Regions from separate parts of the Homo sapiens genome. Here region 1 is linked to region 2. A link is a loop called in an ENCODE intact Hi-C map of the cell type or tissue named here. Cell type or tissue: thyroid gland. All regions are shown on one strand.

The links. Hi-C counts contacts between places; a loop is a spot of excess contacts. Peaks named below come from ENCODE experiments on the same cell type or tissue, not always from the same donor. Only the 100,000 strongest peaks of a DNase experiment are listed, where the experiment ranks them.
Region 1: a loop joins it to region 2, with 3 times the contacts of the local background. A loop is called at or near these places in 4 of 110 quality-filtered maps.

The regions. Positions count from the first base shown.
Region 1 is chr2:2,290,666-2,293,165 of GRCh38, reverse strand. The region is part of intron 1 of MYT1L (myelin transcription factor 1 like); the gene reads left to right. Among named protein-coding and RNA genes, the nearest start is that of MYT1L-AS1, 27 kb to the left of the region's middle. RefSeq lists an enhancer at 389-1,177. In thyroid gland, a CTCF peak has its summit at 1,090 (motif pointing right); a DNase peak (open chromatin) is centred at 1,145.
Region 2 is chr2:1,865,387-1,867,886 of GRCh38, reverse strand. The region is part of intron 18 of MYT1L (myelin transcription factor 1 like); the gene reads left to right. Among named protein-coding and RNA genes, the nearest start is that of PXDN, 120 kb to the right of the region's middle. RefSeq lists an enhancer at 2,039-2,500. In thyroid gland, CTCF peaks have their summits at 955 and 1,172; a DNase peak (open chromatin) is centred at 1,450; H3K27ac peaks cover 2,071 bases.

The DNA of each region.
Region 1 (2,500 bases), 430 kb before region 2:
TGATGTCAACGACAGTTTTGAGGCTTTACTTCCCCGAGCTGCTAAGCTGGGACCCTCTGGCTCCAGATGCCTCCAGGGTGGCTGTCTTGGCCCCAGATCCAGAGCCTCTATCTTCTTGATCCTGTCTCTATGACTTCAGATTTTCTCTGTAAGCAGAACTTGCAAATGAAACATAAACATGCAAGACAGAGGAAAATGTTCTTTTGCAGAGTGTGTTTCAGGGAAAAGAGCGTGCCTTGGTTCCCCGTCTCACCGATTTCCACAGATCCGTTCCTCTCCTATCCCACTCTCCTTATCTCAAATGTCTTTCTGATTGCTCTGTGTACAGACTTGGGGTTAAAATAAATTAGGGAGAATAGTTTGTCAGATACAGTTTATCCAATACGTCTGATTCCTTGGAAGCAAACTTGCTTGTGATATCAGGATGTAGAACCACTTCGTCTTTTTTAAATTTACAAATACAAACTTTGCTCTCTGTGTGACTTGAGCACAGTGTTCTCAATGTGGCTTGTGGAGGCTGGGACCCTGAGGGCCACACAGACGGCTATGTCTGTGCACCTGTCCCGGCAGGGCCCCGCGCTGAGCCCCAACAGGGATGGGAGGCTGTCCCCGAGTGCTGACGAACCACCTCTGGGTTTGCAGTGTCCTGTCCAGAAACCGTGTCACTGCTGAGGGCAATATGGAGTCCTGACATCCACAAGAAAATAAAAAATAGCAAAGGAAATCGAAGTGGGGAATTTTCCCAACAGTTCTTTCCATAGCCAACCGTAAGTCTTTTGTGCATTTCACAAGGACTTTTTCTCCAATTTCAGGTTTGTTTTCATGTAACGTTTGGGAATAGAATTGCTATCCCAAACCAAGGAGGCCGCAGGCTGGCCTGAGCGGCACCGACTCAGCTTCAGGAGAGGCTGAGCAGGGCAGCCTTCAGTCTTTCCTGAGCCACGGACCCCAGAGCTGCAGGCCCCTGCGCCCGCCCCCAGTCACTCTGCAGGAATTCTTGCATCTGAGGATAGTAGAGCCTTCACCTGCCCTGCTCGCTGCCCCTTTTGCCTGGGAAGATTCCTTCCTTCCCGCTCCACACCAACAGAGGGAAGCAGAGCCCACGCAGCTGAGGCCCAGGCCCAGAGAGCAGCGCCCTGGATGGGCAGTCGGGCCCCACCCGCTCCTCTCAGCCCGGGCACAGCCACCCGCCCCGCCCTGCACCTGCGGGCTGTCGAGCGCTCCTCTGCACTCTTAGAATCGCACTCTGACGTCTCGTGAGATGCTCCAGAGAAAGCTAGGCTGTGAATAGAAATGCTAAAAATTATCAAATACTCTGTGAGACAGTGACTTTTAGGTTCTTTTCAGACCCGGTCATGTGGGCTCCTGTAATGCAAGAGCTGGCACCTGGGGGCACAGGGTGCGTGGGTCGGGGAGCCAGGCTGGCTCGGCGCCTGCACGTGGCAAGGGAAGCTGCTGTCCACCTGCAACCGCACCCAGCGTACGCGGTGCAGAACCCGACTTTCCACACAGGCCACGGCGCCGGGACTCAGAACCCATCACGCACCGCGTCTCCTTAGAACTGAGCGGCTTCCTCTTGTTTGTCCCATTAGCAAATATGTCGCTTTTGATTTTCACCTTCCAGTTTGTGTGATGAGCTTCTTCAGGACAAAGACCTGGACACTTTCCTGTTGGCCAGTCTCCTGCCTCCCATCCCCAAGAGTCACCTCTTCCATTTCCGCGAGGAGTAAATGCCTGTAGATTAAATCTTCTTCTGAAGTCATGGGCAGGCATGGGGCTTCAGTTCCAGCTCCAACCTGTAAAATCATGGGCTTCTCTAGCTAATTGTCCTGAGCCCAGAACATTTTCATTTTATATCATAAAGAGATTTAAGCTCAAATCACAAATCACTGGTTTCATAGTCAGGAGGCAGGAAGGCTGTACGTTGGCTTTGTAGCTAAAACCCAGAATCACAACCCTTTTTTCCTGATTTTTTTCATCATTCTCGCTTCTTAGGCTGCTTCTGTGCTTTGTCTCAGGGTTCTCAGCATAGGAGAATTTAATGTTGCTCTGAGTTATTCCTTAAGTAAAAACATAATTTATACTGACTTTCATTTTTTTTTTTTACCTAGCCTTTCCCTTACATAATCTAAATTGATTTTTATAATGGCCCTAGAAGGTGAGTGGGCTGGTGTTGTCAATGTTTTATCTTTTTCCTCTTTATCTAATGGAGGAAGTGGTTGTGTTTTGAAGTTCATACAGCTAAGAACTAGCAGAATAGCAATTCAAATCTGGATTTTCTTTTGCTAGTTCTGGGGATTTCTTTTGAGCCAGTGTTTCTTAGCCCTGGCCACACATCAGGATCACCAGGGGACCTTAAAAAAAATACTGATGCCTGGGCCTCACCCCAGACTAATTGGATCAGTGTCTCTGCAGGCAGGGGTCAGTGCCTTTCCAAAGGTCGCAGGTAATTGCAATATGCAACCAGGTCCAGGAACCACATCTTTAAACCATGTTGTTT
Region 2 (2,500 bases):
GCCCCACCCTCCCGCCATAAGATGTTCTTTTATTTGGAACAGTTTTGGGGAAACAAATTAATGGAGAATAGCTAATGTAATGAAGGTAATGTGTGAACAATGACCTTCATCTACATATTCACATTAATGAGCATATCTATATCTAATCGGCAAACTTTCATTGCATCCAGACTGCCATGAGGGGGAATTGCAGACAGAGGCATATGCAGCCTCCATCCTCTCTGGAGGAGAGCCAGAGAGCGCCCCGAGGTCCCCCACCCCCAGAAACCTGTGGACGTGGCTGCCAGGACCACTCTTGGCATCTGCCATTCACTGACTTGACTTTCTCCTAATCCTCCTCTGACAGATGAGCTTCCTCTCCCCAGCCAGAGGCAAGGAACACCCTTGAGACTGAAGTTGAGGACTTTGGATTCAAGTTGGTGATTAGTAGTGCAGGAAAACCTGCCAGACGTCTGAACCCAACCTCCAGGGACGAGACATGGGATAGGCAGGAGGCAAGGGCGCTGTGGGGCACCGGGGTGAGAGCCAAGACAATGGGGCCTCTGAAAGATGCTCATAGCCTGAGTCCTGTGTGCGACCCTCGGTTTACTTCCCAGCAAGGGTGACCCTCGGTTCATTTCCAGCAAGGCCCCCCTTCATCCACACCTTCGCCCAAGGTCTCCCTGACAGGCGCCCTCACCCCACACCCTTTTCTCCACTCAGTGACTTCCTGGGGCTGAAGCTGCTTCCCTGGCACTGCTGCACTCTGTGCTTGCTGTGAGCAAGACTCTGTCTCTCTCCCTCCGTCTCTCTTTCTCTCTCTCTCCCTTCCTCCCTCCCTCTCTCCCCCAACCCTCTCTCCCTGGCTGCCCCTCTCCCTCTCTCCCCCATCCCTCTCTAGCTGCCTGCTTTACTCTCTCTCTCTCTCTCTCTCCTCCCTCTCTCTCTCTTTCTGTTTCTCTCTCCCTGCCTTTCCCCACCCTCTCACTCTCTGCCTGCCTCTGTCTCTCACCCTTTCCCTCTCTCTTTCTCTGCCCATCTCTCTCTGCCCTCCCTCTCTGACGGCCTCTCTCTCTCCCCCTCCCTCTCTCTCTCCCCCCTTCTCTGCCTCTCTCTCTCCCCCTCCCTCTCTCTCTCTGCCTCTCTCCCCCTCCCTCTCTCTCTGCCTCTCTCTCTCCCTCCCTCTCTGCCTCTCTCTCTCCCTCCCTCTCCCTCTCTCTCTGCCTCTCTCTCTCCCTCCCTCTCCCTCTCTCTCTGTCTCTCTCTCTCCCTCCCTCTCCCTCTGCCTCTCTCTCTCCCCCTCCCTCTCCCTCTCTCTCTGCCTGCCTCTCTCTCTCTCCCCTTCCCTCTCCCTCTCTCCTTGCCTCTCTCTCTCCTCCCAACTCTCTCTCTCCCCTTCTCTCTCTGCCTGCCTCTCTCCTCCCACCTCTCCTCCCTCTCTCTCTCTGCCTCTCTCTCTCTCTCCCACTCTCTCTCTCTGCCTGCCTCCTTCTCTCTCCTCCCCCACCTCTCTGACTGCCTCTCTCTCTCTCATCTTCGTAAGGCCATCATGATCCACACCTATGGAAGCTGTGGGCAGCAGGCGACGGGGCCAGAGGTGTCTGTGGAGCCTTGATCCTTTGTCCACTCACAACACCCCATGGTCCTGACTCTGCCTAGCTCTGACCTCTGTTTTAAGTGATCTTCCTTTTTTATAAAAAAGATCCCCTTGGCCATGGTCTCCACCTCGGCTTGACCTACCTGCTTCCATCTGGCCTGTACTTCTTCCCACAAGGCATCTCCAGGCCGCCTCCTGGATGCTTCGAGCTGCTCCATCGCAGGCAACTTCCTTTCGCACCTTTCAGTCCGCCCCTGCTGCAGCACTGTCACAGACAGCCCTTGGACACTGTAGCTCGGAGGCTAAACCCAGTGCCTCTGAGGTGGGACAGCTTGGGTTCAAAGCCCACTCCTTGCCATGGGCAAATTCCTGAATGCCTGTGCCTATTTCATCTGAAACAGGGTTGGCAGCAGTAGCCTCTTGCTCAGGGGACTGATGGGAACAGCAAGTGAGCAGGCAGCGTGTGGAGGAAGATGTTGTAAACACAGTGCTGCTGGCTCTTCTCATGGGGTCGTCTAACCCACCACGCGCCTTGTGTACTGAGCATGTACTAAGTGCTGGCTCTTCTTACCCCTGCAGAGCTCACAGGCCTTCTTGCTAACCTGTGAAAGTGCACTAGTCCCTATGTGATCACCTGCACCACCACGCAAAAGAAGGCTGCCAGCCTCCAGGAGATCCGGGACCTCTGTAACCTGGCCTAGCTGCTTAAAAAAAAAAGAAAAAAAACAAGGAGGGGGAGCTAAAATTCTCTGCACTTTATTTAGTTCTTTAGTCCTCACAAGGATCCTAACGATGCGGATGGGCATTATTTTTCCTATTTTACAGATGCAGAAACTAAGGCTCAGAAAGGTTCAGGGACTTGTTCTGAACACACGCCACACCAAGGGAATGGCAGAGCCTCAGGCCAAACCCGGTCTGGCTCTC